2 separate regions of the Homo sapiens genome follow, and region 1 is linked to region 2. Evidence: chromatin contacts called from ENCODE Hi-C or POLR2A ChIA-PET data. All regions are on one chromosome and are shown on one strand. Each heading gives the region's core, a stretch centred on a gene start or an enhancer-like site at or near the end of the contact. The rest is flanking DNA. Distances are from core to core; before and after follow the strand shown.

Region 1 (7,326 bases), core at 3,085-5,584, 440 kb after region 2:
AAAAAAAAAACTGAAAGTATTTGTTGCCAGTAATGAAGTTTGAACTTACAAGTGAAGATTGGAATTTTAGAAATCTTATATCTTCCACCTTGAACTTGACAGAATCTCAGTGCTTAAATACTTTTCTGATGAGATCAATGTTGATATTAATGAACATGATTTTTTAAACTTTGTGTAATACAATGTGTCAACATTTGAGAGATCTCCATAGCTCAGTCAACTTCTATTTTTCAAATGATCAGTACACAATGTTACAAAATCATAAATGGGAAAAAGATCCATTCTAAGTGCATGTGTGCCAGTGGATTTTAGTGTAATAGAGTAGAAACGTTCATTCATACAATTTCAGATTCCACATTGCCACTAAGCTTTTAGAAACTCCCACATATCAAATGTTGGTATAATATCAAAGAAAAATATACACAACTATCTGAAAAAGCTATTAACATACTCCTCCTTTTTCCAATTATATAACTGCGCAAGATCAAATTTTCTTCATATTACTTCAACCAAAAGAATACATCCCAGCAGACTGAATGATGAGAGAGATACTGATGAGAATTGAGTTGTTTTCTATTAGGCTAGACATTAAAGAAAGTTGCAAAACTGTAAACCAATGCTACTCTTCTCACTAACTGCTCTGGACAAATCTACTCATTTCTCAGAAAAATATGTGATTTATGTTGTCATGTAATAAAGTTGTTATTTTAAGTGGATTAACAAAATTTTTAAAATTTCTGTTTTAATTCTTATTAAGGAAATATTGATGGGATATAACTCATATAAACAAAATCCCTCTGTCTTTTTGATAGAAAAAGAGTCCTGAGAAATAGTCAAAATATTTGAGAACTTTGAAATGAGGTATTCAAGGGAGGCCTTTCTGGGGAGTGTTGAGACCCAGAGGAAGAGCATTGCACAAAAGGAAACGTGAGAACAAATGTCTAAAGATGGGAAAAAGCTTGAGACATTCAAGGGAGAGAAAGGATAGCCACGTAGGTTCACAGAGATTATTGGTTTAAATGAAAAAATGTGCATGAAACTCCTTGGCATTGTACCTCGCACATAGTATATGTGAACTAAGTAGAATCAGATGCTGGGAGGGCTGCATGGTGAGTGGCTGGGGCTTTGCGGTGGGTCCACATACCTTATGTGCTCATGGACATCTCTTCTAGGTCATTGGGTAGCTGCATCTTGCATTCTTTGTTTTTTCCTTCTGGTCCTTGGACTATATGTCGAAAGATCCACCTTTCAATCCTGGTGCTACAGAGTTTAACTCTGGACCAGAGAGTTGACCCCACAGGATCTCAGTTCTCTCTTCTGTAAAATGGTGATAATAATCCATGCTTCCTTCCTAGGATTTCATGATGGTCACATGAGAAGGCATAACAATAATTCAGAAAATGTAGAGACCAAGTACTCAACACTATGCTTGCACTGCCTAAAGGCTCAATAAGTGTTTAAGTAAACTGTGTTTGAACAACACACACTACAGTCATCCCTCAGTATCTGTGGGGGATTGGTTCCAGGACTTCCTGCAAATACCAAAATTTATGCATGTTCAATTCCTTTATGTAAAATAGAGTGGTATTTGCATATAACCTATTCACATCCTCCTGTATACTTTAAATCATCTCTAGTTACTTATAACATCTAATATAATGTAAATGCTATATAAATAGATGTTATACTGTGTTGTTTAGAGAGTAATGACATGACAGAAACGTCTGTACCTGTTCAGTACGCATTTTTTCCCGAATATTTTTGATCTGTAATTGGTTGAATTCATGGATGTGCAACCCACAGATACAAGGGGCTACCTGTACTTTGTTCCGCTGAATGAATGTATTTGAAAATACAATCTCATGAATCAAACGCCACGCCTGACCCTCCACAGCACAATATCTGGGGAAGCGTTCTTCCTTTGGCTCATTGAGTGTCTGCAGGCTTCATGACAGCTTTCTGGAGCCCACAAACATGTAGACATGTAGTCAGGAATAAAGTTACTGCCCTCAAATCTTATGATTTGACTTCTAAGAAATTACATAACAAGATAGCGTTACAATTACTTACTGTGGTTGTATGCTACTTACCAATATATTCTTTTACGTCACTGCAGTGGAAATGTAAGTCAGCCAGGTAAACTCTATTGATTCCTTTCAAAAAACATGTATGGATTGCCTACTATGTACTAGGCATTGCTTTTCTGGCCTCTTTGTAGAAGCTATTTTGGAGGAGTTGAAAATTGCTCTCTGCGTTGAGATTAGGGGGGCATTTTTGTATTTATACCCTTCCTATAATCTCTGGCTTTATTCATAGTCTTTTCAGGGTTATTCCTAAGGACCGCCATGCTTAGGAGTGAGCTTAGAACATCTCAACCTTTGGTGCTGCTTGAGGGAAGAGGCATTTTGCTAAAAGCCAAGATCAGTTAGTGAAAAAGAATTCAGTCTACCAGGCAGGAGACTCATGGGCCTCTCAAGTATATACTCTCTCGTGCCACATGACAGGGAACAGATGTCACAGAAGAGACTGGAGGTGATGGTGCTGTTTTTTACTGTTGTTTGTTTACAACAGTTTCTATTTTAAGGAGTCTTATTTTATATTTTACAAAAATATTTCATCACCTATTTAACTCTAAATTTTACTTAATTTTTCATTGTAATTATTTTACAGGTTGCTTCCCTCTTTCTAGGAATTTTGTTTCAATTTAATTTTTGTTTTGTTAGAGTACTTCCTTGAGTGAGTTTTACAGAAAGAGAATAAAGTGGAATACATTTAGAATCCCTGCAGAACAAAAATATTTTTAGTTTGCCCTCACATATGAAAAATTTGTTGTCAGGTATAGAAATCTTGGATCAGACAATCTTTTTTCCTACAAAGTCTGAAGACATGGCTTATGGGTGTTAGGGTTGAGTAGAGGATAGTGCCAAATGATTTCCTTTGCTTTAAAAGGGGAATGCCCTCTTGTCTGAGAGCTGCAAGATATTTACTCTAGAGGAAAAATTGTCCCAGACCTGGTCTGGGGAAAACTTTTCTCATGATGTATGTCTCCATTTCCTTCTGGGAAGATACTAAAATTTCTGATAAAATGCTTAAGCAATTTTAAAATAGACTTTAATGAGCTTAGAGAGCCTACCTTTGAGAAATTAGCATTCTACCCGCTCAATTGACTGTCAGCCAAGAATTTAATGATCTTGAACCAGGTCTTCTTTTCCAAAAACCTCTCTTTGCCCCTACAAGTGTGTCTACCAAGAGAGAAATCCTCTCAATTGGTCTGTTTCTGGACTCTTCTTTTGAATCAAATTTGAAAGGAAATTTTGACAAGTGCTCATGACTCAATTTCCTGAAAAGTTTTGTTTTTTCTTTTTAATCATCATTTTTGGAGTTCAGAAATTTCCCTGGGACATGTCAGAGTGTGAAGGATGACATTGCTGTTGATGAATCGCAGATAAGGAAGGCATAAGAAAGCCATTGATTTGTTCCAGAATTATTATTATTATTATTAGTTTAGACAGGGTCTCTGTACGGCAGGTGCTGGAGTGCAGTGGTGCAATCACGACTCAATGTAACTTCAAACTCCTGGGCTTAAGTGATGCTCCTGTCTCAGCCTCCTGAGTAGCTGGGACTATACATGCCCACCACCATACCCAGCTAATTAAATTTTTTTTTTTTTTGTAGAGACAGAGTCTCACTATGTTGCCCAAGCTGGTTTTAAACTCCTGGGCTCAAGCGATCCTCCCACCTCAGCCTCCCAAAGTGCTGGGATTACAGGGTGAGCCACCACTTCCACCCTGTTCCAGGATGTTTAACCTGTAAATAAAGAGGATGCCATGAGGTTGTGGAGGGGAGGTCTTCAGTGGCGGGCAGAGACAAAAGCAGAAACATGCTCATATCACACTGAACACCCTAGCAGCTGCTTGTCAAAACTCTGTACTTGAAAAGTCAATTTTAAGAGCTGATTTGAACCATGTTTTTACCTCCTCCAGAGGTCCTGAACTTGAGCCCCACAGCAGACCAGCTGAATAAAAATTTCTTGGGCTGGGGTTCAAGTATCATGGCTATTATTTTTCAATCTCCTCAGGTGATTCTAAGGGCAACCAGGTTGAGAAACACTAGTATAACTATTTTGCTGCTGCACTGGACCCCCTCCATTATTATTTTCACACACAATCCCCAACTGCTCCTGCCTTTGTTCAATTTCCCCTCTACCTGGTTGCTATAAAGTATCTCCACTCACTTAGATGTATTTTTACCCAATTTAGTCATCAATTCAATAACTATTTGTAGAACTTCTTTTTATGCCAGAATCATGCTGCATGATGGAGGGCCTCTTTAGAGGAGCCCAGATAGCATGACTAAGCATTCTTCTTCCTTCCTGCATGACTAAGCATTCTCTTTCCTTCCTTATTTGGATCCCAAAGGCGCTGTTCCCAGACCCTCACTGCCATTGCTACCTGGGACATAGAATGCCTTGCTTGTCCCTGGGTTCTTAAGGATAATGTTTCCCTGTTCTTATTCCCCAGTTACTTGTACTCATGATTTATTGACCGTATCCCTACTACTGAAAGCAGTAGATAGGTAAGGGCAGCAGCCTCCCCAAACAGTTATTTATTGGGGCAAACCTATTCTGAGCTGAAACAGTCTTTCGTCATTGTGGCATGCAATACCAGAGACTCAGAATGAGCAGAACATCCATGTGAATGCAGAAGGGAAAAAAAATGGCTTGGAGATGGACTCTCAGAGGCTCTTGACCCCTATAACACTCCTTTCTCCAATCATTCCAGTGTTTACTGCTGTCCTTTTCTCATGAATAAGGCTTCGGGGCCCTTTCTCCTTATCTTCTTTGGGTAGACAGAGCCAGGAGGCACAACAGAGTGACTGTATTTGGCTGAGTATAAAAGGGAACATACGATTTTGTGGTCAATTTATTTTCACCTCATTCATTCTCAGGGGTACATGGTTTTCACCTCCTTGATTTTCTGTGTTCATTGACTTGAAGCCTGCTGTTTATGGGAGGTTACTTCACATCTTCTCAAGCCATCTTTTTCTTTGTTTGTTTGTTTTTCGTTTTTCTGCCTTGGCAACTCTCTGCTTTCAGCTTGAACTAGTTTGAAGTAATCTCAGTGGTTTACCTACTTAATAATGATACTTGTCTTTTTCATAGAAGTATTATTATATGATATAATCTTTTTATTATAAATGTTAGAGTTTGGAGGGATCTTACAGGTTACTCTAGTCCAGCTCCTTCATTCAGTATGAGGGCACTGAAAACCAGGAGGTTAAAGGATTTGCCCAAGGTCACACAGCTGGAAAAGCAGAAGAGCTAGACTGGGAAGGGAGGGAAGGAGGGAGGGAGATAGAAGAAAGGAATGAAGAGAGGGAGGGACAGAGAGAGGGATGGAGGGAGAAGGATTTTACTCCAGATACAACAGTTGGATGCTTTTGGCTGCAAGTAACATTTGACTCAAACTGGCTTAAATAATCTGTGTATTTATCATCTCGCATATCAAGAAGTTCCGAGGCAGGGCAGGCTCCAGGTGTAGATGATTAGGGCTCTGGCTCTGCTGCTCGATGATTCCTTACCTAACCTGTCTCCATGTGTCAGCTGTGTTCTCAGAATGGCTTCCCCCATGGTACCCAGATGACTACCAACAGCAATGGGGGAATGTACTCCTCTGTTTACATCCAGATGGAGAGAGTGAGAGAAAGCATGGATCAGGGGTCCTGTCCTTCAGGCCGATTGGTCAACTCGGTTCATACTCGTGTGCCTGTCCCTAGGCTAACACAGTTGGTAAGGAAGGCCATAAGCTTGTGTCTGCATTCCCCAGCTCATCTCTGGCAGGGAGAACGTGCTCACTATGATTCATTTAGATCCATCAGCACCTCGCTCTGGAGATGGGTTGGAGTCCATTTCCCATGTGTCACTTGAGTTTCACGGGGGAGAGGTTGGTCAGGATTCCCTTCACAGAAAAGAAGAGAGGAGTGGATGGGTCAGGCGGGCAGCCAAAGGTATCCCCCACACGAGGAACCAGCAGGCAGTATCGCCCAGGTGAAGCACACGGCACAGAGCCCGTATGTATCCCCCACACGAGAAACCAGCAGGCAGTATCTCCCAGGTGAAGCACACGGCACGGAGCCCGTATGTATCCCCCACACGAGAAGCCAGTAGGCAGTATCTCCCAGGTGAAGCACACGGCACAGAGGCCATATGCAGCAGATGGTAAATGACCAGCCCTTGGGGCCATTCTTATTATTTGTTAAGCCCTGCTGACATGTGGGACTAACTATACCTTTTAAACTTTACCTGTGTTGGAGAGGGAGGGGATGAAGTGGGAAGGGGACCAGCCATGCCTCCTCTTGCCTATGGAAACTTTATCCTATAATGAGAGTGGCCAGCAGGAAAGAAAATAAGGAGGGCACCCCATCTGATCTGTAGAAGACGTACCTGTGCCAGGGTCAGGGTGGAAGCAGGTGTGTATCTTAGGGCATGAGCTGTGTGGGAACTCTAGCCTGAGTAGGAATCCTTACTGCCTCAACGGGATTTTTGAGCTAGCATGAAAGAGAAGGAAGTTTATGAGCTTCACCTGAAAATCCTTTCTGTTTTGTTTTTGTTTCGCTTTGTTTTGTTTTGTTAGAGACAGGGTCTCACTCTGTCACCCAGGCTGGAGTGCAGTGGTGCAATCCTAGCTCACTGCAGCCTTGAACTCCTGGGCTCAAGCGATCTTCCTGCCTCAGCCTCTGGAGTAGCTGGAACTACAGGTGCATGCCACCATGCCCGGCTAAGAAAATTCCCTCTTGAATTAATTATAATCCTCTCTTGCCAAAAAGTCATCCTTTTCAGATGGGACTGGCAGTGTGTGCCACCTATCAGAGCAACCATGAGACTCCCGACCAGCTATGTGCTTGCCCTTCTCCTGGGCTGTGCTTTTTCCTTCTTATTAAAGTTTTTATTTATGACGTCCATGAATGCCAGTCTCAGGGCAGAATTCCCTCCCCACCACGGCGCATTGTCTTGACTTTAGGTCATCCCTAGAACTTTTTACTATTCTGAACGCTACTCATCTCAATGTATTTTCCTGGCCTTCTATGGCTGCTCCATTGGGTATGTTTGATGCGGGGAGTGCTTTGAGGTTTGTGAAAAGCGTTTTTGAGAAACTTGCTGTTAGATAACATCCCCGGGTCTCAGTGATCCTTTTTTAAGCACCACCATCATCTACATTAATCATCCTGTTTATGATGCATAGACAAAGGATGTGGAACTGTTTCTGTAGGGCTTGGGGAGAGGGCTGTTTCTAGGAGCTGTTTCTTCCAGTCTGGAGAGGCAGCTTC
Region 2 (7,476 bases), core at 3,263-5,762:
TTAGAGCTGTCCTCATGTCCGGGTTAGAGATGGTTTAACTAAAGGCTTCCGTTTTCTCAGCCTGGATGAGTTAAGCTTAACTTAATTTTGCATGTCAAACTCTAAACATCTCTGTCCACTTAATACCCAGAAGAGAATGGGTCGGGCAATGGTTCCAAAGCAAAGTCCACCCCTTTCCTTCCCTCCCTGTCCTGGGTCCTGAGCCCCGCTGCCCCTGGTGGTGGGGCTCAGGCTGGCCTGTGGCCTCCAACAGGAAGTGTCTAGCCTGTTGGCAGGCTTCATTATTCTAATTGTTTCTGCTTGAATTCTGAAACACTCACAACAACATGGCTGGCAGAGGGAGCCCCTGGTAGTGGTAGCTGCCACATGGATGCTTTTGGCCACGAGAACCCCCATCCTCCCCGCTCCCCGGCGCTGTCTGCGGTGGGCAGGACTCAGGGCACTGGCTCAAGCTCTCGGCTCGTTTCTTGGCTTTTTTTTTTTTTTTTTTTTTTTTGAGACGGAGTCTTGCTCCGTCACCCGGACTGGAGTACAGTGGTGCAATCTCTGCTCACTGCAACCTCCGCCTCCCGGCTTCAAGTGATTCTCCTGCCTCAGGCTCCCAAGTAGCTGGGATTACAGGCACCCACCACCACACCTAGCTAATTTTTTTGTATTTTTAATAGAAACGGGGTTTCGCCATGTTGGCCAGGCTGGTCTTGAACTCCTGACCTCAAATGATCCGCCCACCTTAGCCTCCTAAAGTGCTGGGATTACAGGCGTGAGCCACTGCGCCCAGCTGTTTTTTTTTTTTTTTTTTTTTTTGATGAGTTTTGTTCTTGTCGCCCAGGCTGGAGTACAATGGCATGGTCTTGGCCTACTGCAACCTCTGCCTCCTGGGTTCAAGCAATTCTCCTGCCTCAGCCTCCCAAGTAGCTGGGATTACAGGTGCCTGCCACCACGCCTGGCTAATTTTGTATTTTTAGTAGAGACTGGGTTTCTCCACGTAGGCCAGGCTGGTCTCGAACTCCTGACCTCAGGTGATCTGCCCACCTTGGCCTCCCAAAGTGCTGGCATTACAGGCATGAGCTTTGCCCGGCCTCTTGGCTTGTTCTTAGTTTAGGGTGACTACAAATAATGGCATTATTGATCTCCTGCCTCACCTGGGTTCGGAAACAACTTCAAGAAAATAGCTTTTAAATGTCATGAAATGGCTCTTACTTGTCCTTGTGGAGAAACAGACACTGAAGCACTAGCCCAGCTTTGCCTAGATGCAGTTCCCCACACTCTGTATTCCGGGAGGGTCAGGGCCTCCAGACACACACCCTGGCCTGTCTTTTGTTTGAGACTGGGCTGGGTAGTCGCACTCTCGCCCTCTTGAGAGGCAGGCCCTGGCTGGGGGAGGCTGAAACCTTGGTGGTGGGGGTGGGGGGAGGGGGATTCGGGGTGAGGGTGGTGGGTCTCAGGGGAGTTTGGGCAGGGCCTGACAGCTTGGAGCAGGGTCAGGGGTCTGCGGCCCAGAGCCTGGGGGCTCTAACATCTGGCTAGGAAGGTTGGAGCCAGCTGGTGAGGAAACATGAGTCTTGGGGAGAATGGCATCTGGGACAGGGGAAAACAGAAATTATCTGTCCACTTAGAGGATGGTCTCAACCATCAAGATGATTTTCTGTGTCTGCTTTCTTATTTGGTAATGAATACGGTTTTGGCTGACTTGCATTTTCTGGTAGCCGTCGTATCCTGAGCAGGCTGCTTGGTTCTGTCTGCAGTGTTCAATCTGGGGAGTGATTCCCTTTTAGTCCCCTCATATGAATCACTTACAGTTTAGAAAACAGAGTCGGAAACTGACTTGTCAGTGGTTAATCAGTTGGCCCTATGACTTTTAAGCATTCTTGGCAGTGAATTTACTTTCTAATTTGATTTAAACTTGTGCATGGATCCAGCAGCCATATGTGATTATATTCAAGATCATCGACATTATCTCATTATACCAAAGGACTCATAGAAGAGAGCCGAAAACAAGCAGGGGACACAGAGACACAGAAGATGATGAAGGGAGGAAAGGCCCATTGCAACTGGAAGCAAAGGGAGAAGGGAGGTTCTAGAAAAGTGACAGCTCTCAGGGAGCAAGACTCCCTGCCGAGGGAGGCCTGGCTGCAAGGCGGAGCTGCTGCAGGCTGCCCATGTTAGGCCTTGGAGGTGTCACCTAATTTACTGTGGTCCTTCCAGGAGCCCTGGGGGCCTCGCCCAGCTGACTTAGGAGCTACCACAAAGTTAGCTACCTGTAAGACAGATGGCGCTTGAATAGAACAGCAAATACATTGAATAAAATAAATTAAAAAGCCTCCTCCTGAACCAAGATTTTTTGGAAAGAATTCTAAATAGATGAAAACAAACAATTTGATTTCAACCAAATTGTTGTTTTTTTGTTTTTATCCTGATTTTCACCCGAATTGTCAGTCTCAAAAATAAACACTGATACATTCCCAGAAAATATTTTTCAAATAAAAACTGACTCTGTTAAAGTTTGCCCTGATTCTTTCAAAACTGTGTACAAGACACTGTCAACCAAAGTGACTTGCATATTTTTTTAAATAAACTTGAACATATGCAGCTAAAATGTCATTAACTCCCTGCTGCCTGAGTGTTTTTAAAAAATGACACAAGACCCTGGGTGCTGCATGTCTAACATAAGCATCTCGCGACCTTCGGAGAAACTTCCCCAAACACCTCCAACAGCAGACAGTTAAACTTTTTGTTTTTTGACTGAGCGCCCCGTGTATAATTAATATTGAAAAGCGCATAGGGCTTCATTTTAGCCAGACTTGCTCTTCCGTTAACAGTTCACTTTGTCCAAGAGTGAGTACTTTCAGAATAAGAATCATGGGAGAAAAGTCAATTGAATTTTATATTCCTTCAGATACATTCACTCTACTTATTGCTTCCTGAGTCAGACATTACATTTCACAATATAAATTCACAATCAAGATTTTAAAGGGAGCTAAATATTTTAATCCAATTAGACAAGTGAACAAAACACTGAATATTGCATGTAGTGTAGATAAGTGGTTCTTGCCTTTAAAAGACTGTAATTCCGTCACATTACAACCCCAAATGTCAGTGTTGTCTTTATTTTTAACACTTTCAAACATGAGGCAGCCAGAGGCTCCACTCTCTGCTGTTGGTGACACTGTCTGTCCTTTGGGAATTCTTAAAATCTATTTACCATGGAAACATGGTTCATATAAAACACAGACCTGCCTGTGTGTAGAGGAAGTTCTCATGACTCAGGGGACTTGAGAAAGCTGGAAGATGACAAACTCAGACCCCACGGTTGGGAAGGAACCCTTGGGCTTGGGTGCGCCCTGGGGAGGACAGGTGGCACCGCAGAGCCAGGGCCTCCACCCCGGCCTCATGTGTGCTGGGGCCTCCCTGGCCTGTGCGGGGCCGCCTCCCTCTCCCCGCCAAGTCCAGCTCGAGATGCTGTCTTACGGAACGTCCCACTTCATGTCTGCAAGGCGGCCTTCTCTGTGGATACCTTTCCATTCCTCTGGTTTCTGCGGCCCTGTTCCTTTCTCGGAGCCCAGAAGCAGCAAAGCCAAGCCCTGCGGTGGAAGGGAAGGAGGGCTTTGAACTCTGACTGCGGTGTGGAGGCTGTTATCAGGGGCCCAGCCGGGCAGCCAGGAGGGAAGAATGGCCGCTGCCCTGCGATGGCCTTAACCGTGAGCCCCCGCCTGCTTTGCAGCTGGCAGAGCCAGGTTCCTGGAAAGGCCTGACCCGGAGGGGACGAGGCCCCTCAGTGAGAACTTCAGTCGCTGTGCTGGGGACAGCAGGGCCGCAGGGGCCTGAGGGTGGCTGACTGCCCCTCGGCTCTGTAGAGGAGTGCTCCCTTCTGACAGGTGGGCGGTCCTGCTCGAAGGCCGCGTTTCCCCGACGTTCTGCCCAGCATGCTGAGGGCACCTCTCTCCTCAGTGCGTTGGTGGCGAGCCAGAGCTCACGTGGCTTATTTCATCCAGGTTGCCTTCCCAATTTGGCAGCTTAATTCCGTAGATATCAAACTGGCTGCCCCTCATCTGCCAGAGCAAGCAGGAGAGCCTCGCATGGGAGAGTCTGGACTTTGAGGTCAAACTGCCTGGATTCGAATCTCAGCTCTGCGTTGCTTCAGAGACATGTGTTAGCTTTCATGTCACTTGATTTCTGGCAGAGAAAAAGAAAGAACCAGCTTCCCTTTAAAAGGAAGTGCCTCATATTACCCAGAGCCCAGCACAGATGATTATGAAACCAACAGGATTAGTGCTGAGATCATTGTGGGCTTGAAAGGGCCATTTGAGATAAATAACCATTTTGTACAGATAGAAAAATAAGGCCCAGAGAAATGAAGTGAATGGAATTGGGAAGTGGCTGGGCAGGGAAATGAACTTCTTCTCAGGCCACAGGATGTGTGGATGGGGGCAGGTACCCGAGCGGGTGCGGGCGGAGCCGGGCCTGGCTGGAACAGCTGCCGAGCCCTGGCCCCGGTGCCCAGAACACGAGGCGGAGGCGGGAGGCGAGCCACCAAGCGAGGCAGGGGCTGCCCTGGAGCTCTGTCAACTCAGGGCCAGCTTTGAAATGCCCCAGATGGAGGTAGGGGGAGGGGCCTGCCCTCTCCAGTTACAAATGGATGCTTTATTGCCAGACACACAAGGAACAGGACCACGTTTTGACTTGGCCAAACAGAGACAGCGTGCCAGTGAGCAGAGCGGACAGCAGGGGGGGAAGGGGTTGTTACCTTCAGAAGGGTTGGCTAGAGCCACCCACGGAGACAGTGAAGTGCGAAGCCCGGGCAGGTCTCCTGTGAGCAGGGGCGAGGGGTGCCACCATCTCCCCGGGCTGCCACTTCTGGCTGGTTTGGGAACAAAGCAGCAGCAAAGGCTGGCTGGACCCCACAGTGTGGTTGCCTGGGGAACAGTTCAGGTCACCCAGAGCAACTGATTTCTTACACTCAGAACTTAACAAACTTTAGAAATAAATGAGGCAGGGTTTGTGGAGAGATGACTCCGATAGGATTTAAAATGAGAACAAAGAAAATGGGTTAGCAGCTGTGTGCCTGCAGATGGGGGCACGTTTCCACCACCTGTGGACAGCACGGCAGGGGAGCAGTGGCCAGGGCGCCCTGTCGCCCCCCTCTGAGCTGCAGGACAGCCACAGGAGGGCCACAGCAAGGGCCATGATGACAAATGGAAGGGCAGAAGGACGGGAGACACTGGCTGAGGGCTCATGTCCCACTGGCATACGCACGCTCTACTCTCCTGGACGAGACCATGATCACTGTGGTGTTGATGACAGGACTTCCTGGAAATAAGCATCGTGGATATCCCTAATGGCAGACAAGCCAGATGTGGGCAGTAACTAAGGCTTCTGTCTCGGTCAGAGAAATGTGTGTTACCAAAGAGTCAGCAAATGGAGGCGACAAAACGGTGACCTCCTAGGACAAATTATCCAGCCCTCCAGTGCTGACTGAACGCTCACCATGGGTCAGGCACGGCTGTAGGCACGGGTGGGGGGGGGGGCGTTGAGCAGTGAACGGTAAGTTCAACAGTGTGAAAGTGGGGATGGATATGGGGCTTCTCACCTGAACCGCAGGAAATACAAAGCCCATAGAGATGGCCATGGCTGATCTGCCGCAGGAAGGAATCAGGCTGACTTTTGATTGGTTCCTGGTGAGGCCCGTACATCTGTGTCACCCCCATGCAGGCCCACGGAATCAGGAGGTCACCCGTTTCTGGAACAGCTCCGATAGTGATAAATTGCTAGGTGGCCTGGGAGCCCACAGGCATTATGTAGACTCATCATGAGAAATGCCTGTTTCCTGGAGCTTATCAAAAAATTCCGCAACACATTTTACTTTTACTTCAGGTCTTTACGCCTATTCTGTATTGTGTGTACGTGGGTGTGTTCTCTACCCAAAATTCATCACTGCAGCCTTGAATTCTGGGCTACAGCAATTCTCCTACATCAGCCTTTTGAGTCGCTGGGACTACAGGGGTGCGCCACCACACATGGCTAATTTTTACAATTTTTTTTGTAGAGATGAGGTCTCACTATGTTGCCCAGGCTGGTCTCGAACTCCTGGACTCAAGCGATCCTATTGCCCCAGCCTCCCAAAGCACTGGGATTACAGGTGTGAGCCACTGTTGGGTTGTTTTTCTTTTGAAGTGTTATCTGTTGGGATTTATGCTTATCCCTTTTGTATTCAGTCATCCTAGCATTTCTAAAGTTAGGAAGCCACTGTGTCAAGAGCGAGGCCACCAGGCCACCTGCCTTATGTGGCCAATCCATGGAGCAGGGGTGGAGGGCCATTCAAACCAGTCATTTAGCAGGACTGTGCTGGGTCAGTTCGATCACCTGGCCTGGAGGGCACGTCAGCTTGGTGCAAACCCTGCGTTTGACAATCAGATCGTGTTGGTGGCAGTCTCCGTGCTGTCAGTATCCCACTGAGGACAGAAGGGAGTCCCCTCTGCAATGGCAGGGCTCTAGGGCATAGTGCATGGGGTGGACTCCTCATGGGCCACTCAGACAGGGCCTGGAGAACAAAGCATCCCGTGGGCCCAGGAAATTGTCCACCTGGCTCCACGGGCCTGGGAGGGCTGTGTGCATGGGATGGCAGGTTTACGAGGAGGAGTGAGGCCTCCTGCCGGAGCCCCACCTGCATTCAGCCTGAGGCCAGGCCCCCCACCTACTCTAACTACCCTGCTGAGACCACCCCACTACTCACAGACCTGTTCAAGAAAAAGTTGTCCTCAGGGTCTCTCACACACTGGGAAATCTACTTGAAATGTAAACATTACTTTTTCTCATTTTTCATAAAAGGCAACAGGCTGATGTTCATATATTTCTCTTGAATGCGGATTCAGTTTCACTCATTGCCCTGTCTTGGAAATCCCCATGTTAATGATGGCTTAAATTAGGTTGATAGAGTCCTCCCTTGGAGTCCAGCTTGGAAAATCCTCACTGGAGAGGGGCAGGCCCACTTCTCTTTTTGGAAGATGGTTCCTAACTAAAGAAAGAGGGACCAGATTGGGCCCCTGGCCCTGCAGTGCGTCCCAATTTATCTGACGTAGAAACCGGGATTTGGAAAATACCATCCTGGCTTTTCTCTGGACTTCACAATCTAGAGGGCGAGGACTGTGGCCCAGTCACCTTCCCACACAGTGCACAGTAGAAACTCCAGACATGCTTTGTGGAGTGGAAACATTTCCAGTGGCTTCTGACTCTAGTTCCTGATGTGGTTTAAACTAATTTGGGCAGCCATGGCAGCAGAGGCCAGGAACAGTATTCAATACTTTCTGAACTTGTGATTCTCCCCCAACCTGATCTGCATGAAGCTACTTTGGAACATTTGTATCTGCGTAAAACTAAGAGACCTCAGTACACCCAATCCCCTCTTCCAACACATGTGAGGTTTCCATGTGAAAGTACTTTTTCATAGGTTACAATAAATTGCTTGCAGTTACAAATTTG

The links. Hi-C counts contacts between places; a loop is a spot of excess contacts on that map. ChIA-PET counts read pairs that join two places held with the same protein, here RNA polymerase II (POLR2A). Pooled maps may share reads with other maps.
Region 1: a pooled map shows a loop between it and region 2 (2.1-fold over the local background). The contact joins two enhancer-like sites. A Hi-C loop is called at or near these places in 1 of 168 maps with a recorded cell type or tissue (endothelial cell of umbilical vein) and 5 of 50 pooled maps. POLR2A ChIA-PET finds 5 or more read pairs at or near these places in 1 of 52 experiments (AG04450).

What each region holds. Positions count from the first base shown.
Region 1 is chr1:243,935,062-243,942,387 of GRCh38, forward strand. The region is part of intron 1 of LINC02774 (long intergenic non-protein coding RNA 2774); the gene reads left to right. Among named protein-coding and RNA genes, the nearest start is that of LINC02774, 21 kb to the left of the region's middle. RefSeq lists an enhancer at 4,186-4,480. Within about 2 kb of position 4,335, at least 2 of the 41 ENCODE cell types and tissues checked have a DNase peak (open chromatin) inside an H3K27ac peak, as active enhancers do.
Region 2 is chr1:243,491,824-243,499,299 of GRCh38, forward strand. All of the region lies in intron 17 of SDCCAG8 (SHH signaling and ciliogenesis regulator SDCCAG8), which reads left to right. It also overlaps a transcript of AKT3 not described here. Among named protein-coding and RNA genes, the nearest start is that of MIR4677, 150 kb to the left of the region's middle. RefSeq lists an enhancer at 4,330-4,981. Within about 2 kb of position 4,513, at least 15 of the 41 ENCODE cell types and tissues checked have a DNase peak (open chromatin) inside an H3K27ac peak, as active enhancers do.